2 separate regions of the Homo sapiens genome follow, and region 1 is linked to region 2. Evidence: read pairs that join two places in POLR2A ChIA-PET (ENCODE). Cell type or tissue: PC-9. All regions are shown on one strand. Each heading gives the region's core, and the rest is flanking DNA. Links, peaks and the distances in the headings are about the cores only.

Region 1 (7,670 bases), core at 2,090-6,089, 250 kb after region 2:
ACCTTACAGAGACTGTGGTTTTTTTTTGTTTTTGTTTCTGTTTTACAAATTGAAGGTTTATGGCAACCCTGTGTTGAGCACGTGTATTGGTGTCATTTTTCTGACAGTGTGTACTCACTTTGTGTCTCTGTGTCATATTCTGGAAATTCTTGCAATATTTCAAATACTTTCATTGTCATTGTGGTTATGGTGATCTGGGATCAGCGATCTTTAATGTACTATTTGTTTTTATTTTATTTCTTTTGAGACAGAGTCTTGCTCTGTTGCCCAGGCTGGAGTGCAGTGGCACAATCTCGGCTCACAGCAACCTCTGCCTCCTGGGTTCAAGCAATTCTCCTGCCTCAGCCTCCCAAGTAGCTGGGATTACAGGTGCACGCCGGATGCCCAGCTAATTTTTTTGTATTTTTAGTAGAGAAGGGGTTTCACCCTGTTGGCCAGGCTGGTCTTGAACTCCTGACCTCAGGTGATCCGCTGGCTTGGCCTCCCAAAGTGCTGGGATTAGAGGTGTGAGTCACTGTGACGCCCCCTAGACTGACTCCTTTTAGGGACTAATGCAGCTGGTGACTTTAAGTTGAAGTCAATGCTCACTTACCATTCCAAAAATGCTAGGGTGCTTAAAATGATGCTAAATCAACTTTGCCTGTGTTCTATAAATGGAGCAGCAAAGCCTGTTTATATAGGCACATCTGCTTACAACATGCTTACAGCATGGTTTATTGAAATGAATATTTTATGGCCATTCTTGAGACCTACTGCGCAGAAAACAAGATTCCTTTCAAAATATTATGCTCATTAACAATCTACCTGGTCACCTAAGAGCTCTGATGGAGATGTTTACAAGGAGATTATTTTCATGCCTGCTAACACAACATCCATTTTGCAGCCCATAGAGTCATTTAAACTTTCAAGTCTTATTATTTAAGAAATAGATTTTGTAAGGTGATAGCTGCCCATAGATAGTGATTCCTCTGATGGATCTGGGTAAAGTAAATTGAAAACCTGAAGATCCACCATTCTAGATGCCATTCAGAGCATTCATCGTCCATGAGTGGAGATCAAAATATTAACATGAGTAGGAGTTTGGAAGAAGTTGATTCCGACCCTCATGCATAACTTTGAGGGGCCCAAGGTTTCAGTGGAGAGGCCAAGGGCGGTGGCTGCTACAGGTAATCCTAGCACTTTGGGAGGCTGAGGTGGGCGGATTGCTTGAGCCCAGTAGTTTGAGACCAGCCTGGGCAACGTGGCAAAACCCTGTCTCTACAAAAAATGAGGTGGGAGGATCACCTGAGCCTGGGGAGGTAGAGGCTGTGGTGAGCCATGACTATGCCACTGCACACCAGCGACAGAGCAACAACTCGTCTCAAAAAAAAAAAAAAAAAAAGACTTTAGTGGAGGAAGTACCTGCAGATGTGGTGGCAATAGCAAGAGAAACTGAATTAGAAGTGGAGCCTGAAGATGTGACTGAATTGCTGTAACCTGATGATCAAACTTGAACAGATAAGGAGTTGCTTCTTATGGATGAGCAAAGGAAGTGATTTCTTGAGATGGAATTTACTCCTGGTGAAGATGCTGTGAACATTGTTGAAATGACAACAAAGGGTTTAAAATATTATATATACTTAGTTGATAAAGCAGTAGCATGGCTGGAGAGGATTAACTTCAATTTTGAAAGAAGTTCTACTGTGGGTAAAATGCTATCAAACAGCATCACAATCTACAGAGAAATCTTTCATGAAAGGAAGAGTCAATCTAAGCAGTGAACTTCACTGTTGTCTTGTTTTAAGAAATTGCTACAGCCACCCCAACCTTCTGAAGCACCCACCAGCCTGATCAGTCAGCAGCCATCAACATCGTGGCAAGACCCTCCACCAGCAAAAAGATGATGACTCACTGAAGGCTCAGATGATCATTAGCATTGTTTTTTAGCAATGAAGTAGTTTTTCATTAAGTTATGTGCCTTATTTTTTAGACATAATGTTATCACACACTTAGTAGACTACCATACAGTATAAACATAAGTTTTATATGCACTGAAAAATCAAAAAATTTGTGTGGCTCTCTTTATCGTGGTGATCTGAAACCAAATCCACAATAACTCTGAGATATGGCTGTGCCTAAGATTAGCTCAAAGAGCTAAGGAGCCAAAACTATTTATCTTTATATAATCAATATATAACATGGAGGCTGGGTGCGATGGCTCACACCTGTAATCCCAGCACTTTGGGAAGCCAAGACAGGCAGATTGCTTGAGGCCAGGAGTTTGAGAACATCCTAGCCAACATGGTGAACCTCTGTCTCTACTAAAAATATAAAAATTAGCCAGGCATGGTGGTGCACGCCTGTAGTCCCAGCTACTCGAGAGGCTGAGGCACAAGAATTGCTTAAACCGGAGAGGCAGAGGTTGCAGTGAGCTGAGATCGTGCCACTGCACTCCAGCCTGGGTGACAGAGTGAGACTCTGTCTCAACAAAACAAAACAAAACAAACGAACAAAAATACATAACATGGAGACTGGCATCTAGTAGGTACTCAAGAAATACCTGTGTAGTGAATCAACAATTTTGACCTCATTTCTTTCACTTTCTCTGGTTCATTGTATTTCTGATTCATCCCCTCCATTTTTCCTTAACAATCTGCAATTCCTCCTTAACCAAGCTATTATCAATGTCTATTGCTTTTAATTTTGCACTAAGCAATTTCCTAAAATTCAGGTTTTTTGAGTGGGCAACTTCTCTTTTCAGTACACACCATGCCTCCTAAACACTTCCAATCTGATAACTCTGATCACTGCATCTGAGATGTTTGCCAGTTACTGTCTTAGTCATCTCATCACACCTAGCTCATTTCCTCCCAGAAAGCCAGTAAAATCTGCAGCCTAGGAGCTGCAGGCAAAAACTCTATGAGGAATCTCTGGGGTGTGCTTTCTTTGCTGTTGCATGATTCTGATCAAAACTAATCACAAGGGGTTTCCTAACAAAAAAGAAAAAGAAAGGAAGAAAGAAGAAAAGAAGGGAGGAAAGAATTGCACAAACCTACATGATATTCTTAAATAGGTTATTCCTACTTCTAGTATTTTAGAGCACACAGTGATTTGCACACCACACCGTCTCATCTGCAGCAGTGTAGTTTGGTGGCCGTGATCACACTAATCAAGAGCAATGGCAGCAGTGACAATGAGCTGTATTGGGGATATGGAGAATGAGTAGGAATGTGAATATAAACCCCATGGAAAAGGGAATGTAGTTTAGCATTTCGTTTTATGTGATAATTCACAAAATTTCCAGAATCATCAGTCAGTGGGTCTTTCCATTATTGTTCTCAGCTTAGTCAGATGAAATAAAAAAAGAATGATTTAAACAGTTAAGGCAGCCAAGGGGGAACTTTTGGCAGTTTCCGATGCTTCACTCTGGCATTTAATTAGAATCTTAGGCTGGGCACAGTGGTTCATTCCTGTAATCTCAGCACTTTGGGAGGCTGAGGAGGGTGGATCACTTGAGGTCAGAAGTTTGAGACCAGCTTGACCAACTTGGTGAAACCCCATCTCTTCTAAAACTACAAAAATTAGCTGGGTATGGTGGTGGGCTCCTCTAATCCCAGCCACTCAGGAGGCTGAGGCAGGAGAATCGCTTGAACGTGGGAGGTGCAGGTTGCAGTGAGCTGAGATCGTACCACTGCACTCCAGCCTGGGCGATAGAGCGAGATTCTGCCTCAAAAAAAAAAAAAAAAAAAAGAAAAAAAAACTTATTTGAGGGCAGGTTTGGGGGGCATGTCTCCCAAAATCTTGGGCTTAACCTGCACATCTGTGTTTTCATGGTGCCAGATTTGAGCCTGTTTCCATGCATTTTGTTTTATTCCACCCTTTCAGAGGTTCCTCGTGAATATGAATAAAATCTTACTTTAATAGATACACACATTTTATGAAGTGCCAATATTAAATCAACTTTGGAAAAAAAATCAGCCAGAGAGTACATTGTGTAGACAGCTTAAACACACCGAATAAAATGCTTTTAACATCATGAACTGAAGAGGCCATTTAACTTAATCATTGAGGGCTCACTTTATTCAACAGCAATGACCTATTTAGAACCATGACTCAGACAGCTTCCCTTGTGAGCTTCCTTTCCTTGGAAGAAAAGAAAGAAAGAGAGAGAGAGAGAGAGAAAAGAAGAGAGAGAAAGGAAGAGAGAGAAAGGAATTTTAAAAAAAGCAAAAAAATACAAAAAGAAAGAAAAAGAGAGAAAGGAAGAGAGAAAGAAAGAGAACAAAAAAAGCAAGGAAGAGATGAGAAAGAAAGGTAGTTTCTCGGGGTTCAAAGTAAAAAATGTTTTATTTAAAAAAAAGAAAGGGAGAAAGAAATGGAAGAAAGAAAGAAAAAGAGAGATGGAGGGAGGGAGAGAGAGAGAGAGAGGGCTGTGTAGAGTCTCCTTTTTTTCTAAATATTTTAATCCCATGTCTTCAAGGGCTCCAGAAGTATTATACAGTTATGGGTTCATAATGCCTCTAACTCACAGCATGACAAGATTATGTAGGTGAGCTATTTCCCCATGTTTTATAGAGTTCTTTCATACACAAATTTAATTTTAAAAAATCCTTTCTAGCCCTCCCTCCTTCATTTAACTCTGTCACGGCTCCTTTTGATACCACGATTCCTTCTCTTCCACCCTAACTTGGCTCCTGTAGTTCAAGTGCTCCTGCAGGCTCCGCCTACCCCGCCTCCAAACTGCTCTCTCCTCTCTTTCAGCCATTCTTCCCTCTTGTCAGTTTCATTTTCCTAAAACACAGCTCCATGATGTCATCTCTGCTCAAATACTTTTGTGTCTCCTGTTTGCTTTGCTGAGCAAGTTCAGCTCTTCATTGAGACTTTCAATGTATTCTACACATCAAACCCCGTGTTTTCATTTTTTTTTTCCTACTACTTCCCTGTTTTTGATTAATTTCCTTCAGTCATGCTGGTCCACTTATGTCCAGTGATCCTACTCTTTTCTCGATTACCCCATTCCATATTTTTATTTTTATTAAGTTTTATTCTTGTTGTAGGCTTTGTGGAATTTTCTTCAAAGCCGTCACCTATTTATGAAGGATTAGGGCTAATTATTAGTGGGGGATAGGTTGCGGTATTGTATTAAATTTTGGTGGGGTTTTTGTAGGTTTAATTTTTTTTTTTTTTTTTTTAGACAGGGTCTTGCTCTGTCACCCAGGCTAGAGTGCAGTGGCATGATCTTGGCTCACTGCAACCTCTGCCTCCAGGGCTCAAGCAATTCTCTTGCCTCAGCTTGGATTAGAGGTGTGTGCCATCACGTCTGGCTAATTTTTGTATTTTTAGTAGAGACCGGGATCTTGCCATGTTGGCCAGGCTGGTCTCAAACTCCTGACCTCAAGTGATCCACTCGCCTCAGTCTCCCAAAGCGCTGGGATTACAGGCATGAGCTACCGTGGCTGGCTGGCTTAATGGTTTTTTAAATTTATTTGGAGGGAATGATCGTTGGTTTTGGGTACATGACAGTGATAGCTATGGAGGAGTACCTTGAGGCTTGGGGGTCAACTGTTGCCCTTGGGGGGCCCTTGCTCTCTTTTCTGTGTTAGTCACAAACCCTTCTATTCCAGGTAAAAGCTCACCCTCCCCTCTCTAAGACTATCTGAATCCTAAGGAATCCTTCATTCTTTGGATTTCTTTAAATCCAAGGAAAGAGTCTTGCATGGAAAGACCTATGGGGCTCTTCTTAGAGTGCCAAGCATGAAATAAGAGAAGGTGTGTTTCCTGGGAACAAATTCCTGGCAGAGTAATAACATGATGATAAATGTACTTTAAATGTAAGTTTACTGAATGACTGACAAATTGTATTATCACTACAGGAGAAAGGAGAAGTCACTGCAGTCTCAACCTCCTGAGCCCAAGTGATCACCCACCTTAGCCTCCTGAGTAGCTGAGTCTACAGGTGTGCACCACCATTTTAAATTATTAAATAAATTAAATTTTAAATTTCTTTTGTAGAGACACAGTCTCACTATGTTGCCCAGGCTGGTCTCAAACTCCTGGCCTCAACAATCCTTTCATCCACTGCAGATATTTATTGCAGTTTCAGACTTTCTTCTACACCCATTAAAACAAGTACCCACTAACTGTTGGGTGCCTTTTCCTTTTACATTTTTTTTTTTTTCCAGCTAGTGTATATTCTGCATGATGGGAAGATTTTGGAGAGCCTCTAAAACTTATTTCTAAAATCTTGCCAATCCTTATTTTTTAAATTTTATTTTTTCGTTGATACACAATGTTTTATGTATTTACGGAGTACATGAGTGTTTGTTACATGCATGGAATGCGTAATGAGCAGGTCAGGGTATTTGGGGTAGCCATTGCCTTGACTGTCTATTATTGCTATGTGTTGGGAACATTTCAAGTCTTCTAGCTACTTTGAAATATACAACACATTGCTGTTAACCATCGTCGCTCTACATTGCCATTGAATAGTGGGGCTTATTTGTTCTATCTAACTTAATTGATAACCTTTCACGGAGAGGCTGAATGAAGAATGAGTGAACAGCGTGGGTCATATGAAGGCCTTTATCTTTTTTTTTTTTAACCTTACTCATATCTTGTATTTTATTTCTTATGAAAATGGCTACCCAAAGAAGTCATTGTAGCAGCCTACTATCCTAAGGCAGCAACTATAATGTAAATGCTAACAAACTCACTCCATAAGACCAAAAACCCTTCCCCAGGGCTGTAATGGGCATTTAAGTTTCCCAAACCCAGTGACAACTAATGATTTTTATTACCTATCAAATGGAAACAAATGGATTTTAATAGTTCCCCTACAGCTGAAAAACTCCACAAACAATACATTGCCTCTACCTACATGATCCGTTGACTCATGCCAGAAATAGCTTCTAAAACATTTACAACTGTGATGCTCAAACTGGGCTCTGGCTACTTCTGGTGGTTATTTGGTGTTATGCCAAGGCATATTGGAAGGCCTTTATCTTTTTTAAGGAAAAGGAAATTTTAAAAGCTAAGTGAAATTTTTTTCACTGTTCCACCTCAGCTGTGTTGCATTCACTTCCTCAGTCCCCGTTGAATCTCCTATGAGGAAGCCTTTCTGCCTCAACAAAGAGGGTGCTCCTCCCTCACTCAGCACCTTTCTCTCCACCTCTCAACTAACCAGCTGGTGGGTGTGTCCTTGGGTGTGACCATGTGGGCTTATTTACCATTTCCCTCTGCCCTGTCCTCTCTTACCCCAAACTAATCAAAGACTTCTTTCTAATTTCTATATAAGAGGACCATCCACTTGTTCAGTCACCAAATATTTATTCCAATTTGTTATGGACCAGGTATGGTCTCTGCCCACTTCATGCTGACTTCCTGGTTGGGGAGACAGGCAAATAAAAAATAAGCCCTAAGGTAAACATTGCAACTTGTGGAAAGGGCTCTAGTGGAAACAAGGTATGGATATACAGATTATTATTATTATTTTTTTAAGGGACAGAGTCTTGTTCTGTCGCCCAGGCTGGAGTGCACTGGTGCCATCATAGCTCACTGCAGCCTTAACTCTTGAGCTTAAGTGATCCTCTTCCTCAGCCTCCCAAGTAGCTGGGATTACAGGTGTGCACCACCATGCCTGGCTAATTTTCGTATTTTTAGTAGAGACAGGGTTTTGCTATGTTGGCCTGGCA
Region 2 (7,412 bases), core at 3,413-7,412:
GGTTAATACGGTGAAACCCCGTCTCTACTAAAAATACAAAAAAATTAGCCAGGTGTGGTGGCGGACGCCTATAGTCCCAGCTACTCGGGAGGCTGAGGCAGGAGAATGGCATGAACCCGGGAGGCAGAGCTTGCAGTGAGCCGAGATCAGGCTGCTGCACTCCAGCCTGGGCAACAGAGCAAGACTCTGTTTCAAAAATAAATAAATAAATAAATAAATAAATTCAAATGTGACAAATATCCTTTCTTTTTATTTGCCTTCTGAGATATACACTCAATTTAAATCAAAGGAGGTGAACGGCTAAAGTTAAATGATCTTATTAATAGTCAAGCATAAGCTCCTTCTTTCAAGTAATAATGTATTAATCTTTGGCAATGCCACTTTTTTTTTTAATCAGAGTTAAGCCCAATGAAATAAAGACATCCTAAAAAATTGAACTCCCTAGGCAAATTTAAATGAGCCCCATTAATACCAATTACTGAACATCAGGTACAAGAGCTGATAAAAATGGCATGCTGGAGCAACTCCATTTACATTATATTTAAAAGGCCTGGAGAAAGAATGTTTAAAAATGATGCTAATATATTCACATGGCCTTCTCATCTTTGACCCAGCAACAGACCTTGAGTAGGCTCACTAAACATTTTTCACTAATTATAAATAAAAATTTTGAAGCAATAAGTCCTGTTTTATATGAACTGGTGATGGGTGCCCATCACCTAGTTCAAATATTCCCAATTTTTACAATAATTAAGCTAATTATCGTAACTGGAATTCAATTTTCTAATTAAGACCAAGTTTCTTTAATGGTCAGTTCTGTGAACATGGATTTAAATTAACATTCAGCTTCTTCAAAGTCATCTGGAGATTTGGTTATCTTAATAACCAAAAGGTCAATGCTGTATCTCCCTATTAGATAGAAATGGTTTTACAGTGGTTAGGAAGGGGAGAGTATTTTGAATAAATTCCCTATTCACGTTTGCCATGGCAAGATGGCAGTCAGTGCTGACGATGAGGGAGTGGAGTTGTAAATCCAAGAGGAACTACTGTGAAGTAGGTATTTGAAAGGGAGGTGACAAAATCAGAGCAAAAGCAGGGATGTGCACAATATCATGGTCAGCTCATCTACAAGAAAGCATGCACCAGGTCAGCACAGCAAGGGCTCTAATTTTACAAAGGGCAAGTGGAAGGATCACTTCTAGATTTGCCACGGTTAACAGGTTACAATTACTTGGCTGAATCTTTGCAGTCCCATAGATCAAACAAGTTAACTGAACTCTTAAGATCTGGGGGTGAGGGTGTGTGTCCATGGGCCAGTGTACAAGCGTGTGTGTATGAAAAATGATCCAGCTTGCCAGCTGACATGCTGTAACAATTTCAACAAATTCAACATTTACTTAGAAATTTAATAAATATCAGCTCACCAATTTCACTAATCTATCTTGAAAATTATTAATTCTCAATTCTAGTACACAGAAAAGCAGCAAGGGAGTAGAAATGTGGATGACTGAGTAGGGAGGTCAAGAGACCTGGTGTGTTCGATTTTGCAAAAGCCACTTAACTTTTCTGGATATTACATTCACTACCTATAAAATAAAGAAGTTGGACTTGGGTAGTGAGAAGGGCCAATTCTAGTTCAAAAGGCCTACAATTACGAATCCACTAAAGGGGTGGAATTATCTATTTAATTTATGTAAACATATAAAACATTTTTAGGTTTTTATAAACCAGGCATTTGTTAGGGGGCTTTTGAGATTTGGGTCTATTTTCAACATTAAAGGAACTAGGTGAAAAGGCTCCAAAGTCTACTTTAGTGAAACAATTTCATAGTTTATAAGAGCTAGGTTTTGGGAGGGCACAGTGGCTCACGCCTGTAATTCCAGCACTTTGGGAGGTTGAGGCAGGCGGATCAGGAGTTCGAGACCAGCTTGGCCAACATGGTGAAACCCCGTTTCTACTAAAAATACAAAAATTAGCCGGGTGTGGTGGCACACGCCTGTAATCCCAGCTACTTGGGAGACTGAGGTGGGAGAATCGCTTGAACCTGGAAGGCAGAGGTTGCAGTGAGCCGAGATCATGCCACTGCACTCCAGGCTGGGTGACAGAGTGAGACTCCATCTCAAAAAAAAAAAAAAAATGCGGCTAGGTTTTAAAAAAAACGTATTTCCCTAAATAAATAAGCATAGCAATCTATAAAGTGTGCTACAAAGAAATTTAAAGTGTTTCAGAATAAAAGTTAATGTGGCCAGGTGCGGTGGCTCATACCTGTAATCCCAGCACTTTGGGAGGCTGAGGGGGACGGATCACCTGAGGTCAGGAGTTTGTGAGATCAGTCTGGCTAACATGGTGAAACCCCGTTTCTACTAAAAATACAAAAAATTAGCTGGGCATGGTGGTGCACACCTGTAATCCCAGCTACTCGGGAGGCTGAGGCAGGAGAATCACTTGAACCCGGGAGGCGGAGGTTGCAGTGAGCTGAGATCGTGTCATTGCACTCCAGTTTAGGCAACGAAAGTGAAATTCCGTCTCAAAAACAAACAAAAAAAACTAATGCTACTATCAAAGAAAAGATAAAAGAGCATCTAAAATTATTTATTGGTGGAACATTTTTGTTAACGAACTCGACACTTCTAAACCATCTGGATATGGCAGTGCCGTTAAGGCTATGACCATCAAATTCAATTTAGCTTAGGCTAACCCTCACTGAGCACACATACAGCCAACGTTGGGGTAAGAGGGAGGAGGAGAAGTCTTAGAGATATGACAAAAGCATGGGGAAGAGATGCCAATTCAAACCTGGGTGATCTGAGCTAATAATAGTCGGCATAAAACTTAGAATGATTTTTCAAGCTAAGATTTAAAAAAGTAAAATCCAAGATTTAAATTTTTGCTCATTTTGAGGCACTGTCCAAAGAATATGAAATTTGCAGCCAACAGGCAATCGGCTCTGTCAGTTCTCTGAGAGAGCTTCAGCAAAGTACTTAACTTTCCTTATCCATAAAACGGGTTATTAATTCTGCCATAAATTCCCCACTGGGTTATGGTAAGGACTGGTACATTATAAAGTATGTGGTAGATTATAAAGCACGGCATAAGTTTTTGTTATTTTATTATTTTATTTTATTTTTTGAGTGGAGTCTCACTATTCTGTCGCCCAGGCTGGAGTGCAGTGGTACGATCTCAGCTCTTTGCAACCTCTGCTTCCCAGGTTCAAGCAATTCTCCTGCCTCCGCCTCCCAAGTAGCTGGGCTCACAGGCACCCCACCACGCCCAGCTAATATTTTTGTATTTTTTTTTGTAGAGATGGAGTTTCACTGTGTTGGCCAGGCTGGTCTTGAACTCCCAACCTCAAGTGATCTGACTGCCTCAGCCTCCCAAAGTGCTGGGATTACGGGCGCAAGCCACTGCACCCGGACTATTTTATTATTTTTTAAATTACCTCACATCGTTACTCAAATAGTGGAAGCAAAAATCTCTAAGCTTAAGTACCAATGGCATCACATTTTTGGGAAAAGCCAATATATGAAAAAGACATATAAAGATGATAAGTACATGATTTCTCTTTATAAAAGATGTAAGATGATAAAGTATATGATTTCTCTTTATAAACAGACTATTTGCTAAGACTCAGCCTGAATTAGTATTAAAGAAGGGCTGGGTGCTCATTGCATCGTCCTGTCATATCACCACTGGCACTGAGCCCAGAGCTCCCAAAGGGAGAAACTGGGTATAGGGAATGGTCACCTCTTCCCTTTGGGTAAATTTCAGGGAGCTAAGTTCCCCTGTATGGACAATGTAATCCAGCTATATCTTACCAAATCTAACACTTCTAAATCATCTTGATATGGCAGTGCCAATAAGGCTGTGACCATCAAATTCAATTTAACTTAGGGCTAACCCTCAACTGAGCACACACGCAGCCAATGTTGGGGTAAGATGGAGGAGGAGTCTTAAGAGATATGACAAAACTATGGAGAAAGAAAGTTAAGATGAAACCCTGAGTGTAGGTAACAGTCGTAGCATTTTTGTATTACTAGTAATGAGTGGTATAAATTAGAGAAGTGTAGGAAGTCAGGATTTTAGAACACATTGTAATATCTGCTATTCACCGTGAGATTACTCATGAACAGCTCACATTGTTGAGGTTTGTGTTTACTTATAAAAGAAGTTGAAATTTATTTTCAGGACTTACTATGCAGCTTTATAAAGTGGGGGGTGGGAACAGTAAACAAAATACTGTTAATGAGTAATATTCCAAATTTAAAAACAAAATGTATTCATTTTGTTTTGTATGCCTGTATGCCTCCTGCAACCTTAGTATATAGCAGGGGTCCTCAACTCCTGCGCTGCAGACTGGTACTGGTCCATGGCCGGTTAGGAGCTGGGCCGCACAGCAGAAGGTGAGCAGCGGGGGAAGGAGGGCGAAAGTCAAATAAGATAGGAACTAATTAGAGAGTACTTTTATTCTTAGTAAATAAAATTATTTATTTACATCAATCTATATGTATATAGAATTATACAGATCTTTATTTTCTATTTTAGCCAAAATCTTCTCTTTAATAACATAATTGTTTTATTTCTATACTTCATAACTAGGAAGAAATATTAACAGATATATCCAGCACATTTTTTTACTACTCCAATGTAATCTGATTATATTGTTGTTATTATGTAGGAAGAAAATATGATGCCACTGTTCTGATAAGATCGCATGGGCCTGTGAAACAGCCACAGGTTGTAAGATTTTTTTACATTTTAAAACTTCATAAAACAATCATTCGTCATCAGTTGCCTTCTATAAAATATCTATTCTAGATGATGTATAAGATTCCATCTACAACAGGAGTCTACTATTTGCTGAGCTTGGCCTTAGGGGTATAGATATGAATATGGGTACAATTTAGGTTGAGATTCCCCACAATGTTGACAACTTGAATATATCCGATTTATAAAAAAAAACATAAGCTGTGTGGAACTTTTTAAAAAAGCTTTTAGTGTCACCTATCCAATTAAGTGTTTTCTCAAGAAACATTTTTAAAGCTATCAATAGCTTTACAATTGATAGCTTTAAAAATGTTTCCGTAGAAAAGAAACAACAGTCCTCAACAGCTTTAAAAATGTTCCCGTAGAAAAGAAAAACTCAACTAGTACTCAAAGAGAAGCATATTATATTGTAAAATGATGGAGAACTCTTTTCATAAACCCATGGGACACCAGGGGGACTACAAGTATGGCCTTGGTTGGTGGCAAAAAGAGAAGGAAAAAAGCCCCTGCATCGCATGCCTCCAGGGGGCGCTCTTCACAGGCATTCCATATAAATGGCGTGCTCCCTGGAGCTGTGCTCTGGGACGAGGCTGAATGAGGCAAACCTAGAGACCCTGTCTCTTATCACTTACTATGCGATTTTAGAGATGTTATTTAGCCTCTCTATACCTTAAATTTCTCACTTATAAAATGAAGATAATATTAAGGACATAAGTCATCACCTGTTAGCAGATGATGTTTTAGAGCTGCACAGTCATGATGAGAACTGTATTGTTGTGCTATACATTTAACCAGCATTTCAAAATTGTCTTTCAGCCATTATCTCAACAAATACTTACTGAGTGAATTCTTTATGTGCCACGCAGTGTTCTAGGCATTAGGGACACAAAAGTGAACCAAAGATTTTAAATCTCTGCTCTCATGTAGTTTATGTTTTAGTTCTACTGAGAAACATGTAACAAAAAAACAAAACATGTCAAGTGGAAACAGTAATACGAAGATAAATAAAAAAGCTTAAGGGAAGAGAATGTCCGTTTCTGTGTCTGTGCGTGGGATACCTGTTTTAGATAGGTGAGTCACAAAGCCTGCTTGGATAAGATCTTTGAGCAGAGACCCAAATGTCATGAGGAAGACAGAGGCTTGTTAACTATCTGTGGAATGTATACCAGGGTTAGAAACCAGCTGTACCTGTCCCTGTAGCAACACACACCTGACAGCAAGGAGGCTGGTGAGGCTGCAGATGGGATGCACATGGAAGATTGTGATAGGAGATCACGAAGTAGGATCTCTCTGACACCATCAGAGAGGGAGTTGTGAGGCAGACCATGGAGGGCCTTTCAGATCACGGGAGGATTTTGCATGCTATTTTGGGTGAGATGAATGGGAAGGAAACAGAGGGTTCTGCACAGAGGAGTGGTGTGATCTAATTGACATTTTTAAAAACATCACACTGGCTGCTGTATGGAGAACAGATCTGGGGTGGGAGGGAGCAGACAGAAGACTCAACAGGACAGGTGCCGGCAACTGTGGCACACGCTTATAATTTAAGTAACTTCTCTAAATCTGTTCCAGGATTTATAGTATGGCAAACTAACTTGACAATGAAGAGGTCTTTTCTCTCAGTACACGTTAAATTTACAAAGAAATATGTTTTAGAAAGTAAAAGCACTGTTTAAATGAAAGGTTGGTAACTAATTATCAAAACTGTTCCACTTGGTTTTTCATTCACCTGAATCAACAATTAGGTATAATTTGCTTCGCTGATTTCCTTAATCTCAGGAATTTGTTTCATCAAAATAAAAATTTGAAATGGGTACTAGGTACATGAAGTTTTTGTTTTTTTTTTAAAAAAAGGAAAATTGGTACTAGAAATAACTTTTAAAGAGGTTTGTGAAAGCTCTGGTTGAAGCACAGCTTATGAGATTCACTAGAAACATTTTAAAATCACAGTGTAAGACTTCTATGCCTATTGAACTAGAAATAATACTTTTCTGGAAAGATTTCTTATACATTTGGCATATTAGCCAATGACTCTAAATGAGCTCACCTATAAATGGGATGGAAGCCAAAGAATCGCCAGGCGGACTGGTACTCGAGGCTTTTCTTTCCTCCATTCTTTTTATGTGGACCTCTCGACGTGCATCATTGGGCAGCCAGCAGGTAGTGTCTGACCCGGTCTCCTGGTCATTTACTGCCAAGATGTAAGACTGATGCCTTAAAGGCTGCGGTGTCTGGCGTCCAGATGGAGGTTTTTCCCTTAGGATGACAGCTTCTTTATTATCTAAAGTATCTGATTGCTCAGTTTCAGCCTCTTGTAAACTTAAATCTTGATTCCTTTGACTGACAGGTAGTTCTAAATCTGAAGTACCAGCGTTTTCACTCGACTGAGGGGCAGGCTTGGCAGAGGCTCCAGATAAAGAGGGGGATTTCCCAGTCTCCACTTGCTGATCGGGGGCACTGTCAGTCCTTACCCATGTCTGCTGATTCAACAGACTGTTCTGATGCAAGTGATTTACTGGTCTTTGGTCTTTGATAGAAACAAATGATTTCTGGCTAAATGATGGTTTTGTGACATGCGTGGAAGGAGCTTTCAGAGAATTACTTCGGACTTTCACAAGAGGTGACCTGTCTTGTGAAATACCCCGAGG

The links. ChIA-PET counts read pairs that join two places held together with the same protein. Peaks named below come from ENCODE experiments on the same cell type or tissue, not always from the same donor. Only the 100,000 strongest peaks of a DNase experiment are listed, where the experiment ranks them.
Region 1: POLR2A ChIA-PET joins it to region 2 with 20 read pairs; 3 of 35 experiments call an interaction of 5 or more read pairs at or near these places.

What each region holds. Positions count from the first base shown.
Region 1 is chr10:24,862,652-24,870,321 of GRCh38, forward strand. The region is part of intron 4 of PRTFDC1 (phosphoribosyl transferase domain containing 1); the gene reads right to left. Among named protein-coding and RNA genes, the nearest start is that of PRTFDC1, 86 kb to the right of the region's middle. In PC-9, for the core only: no CTCF peak of the experiment used is centred there; no DNase peak of the experiment used is centred there.
Region 2 is chr10:24,612,662-24,620,073 of GRCh38, forward strand. ARHGAP21 (Rho GTPase activating protein 21) reads right to left here. Exons shown (of 26, transcript NM_020824.4): 9 at 6,812-7,412. Among named protein-coding and RNA genes, the nearest start is that of ARHGAP21, 110 kb to the right of the region's middle. In PC-9, for the core only: CTCF peaks have their summits at 5,280 (motif pointing right) and 5,480; a DNase peak (open chromatin) is centred at 5,880; H3K27ac peaks cover 1,803 bases.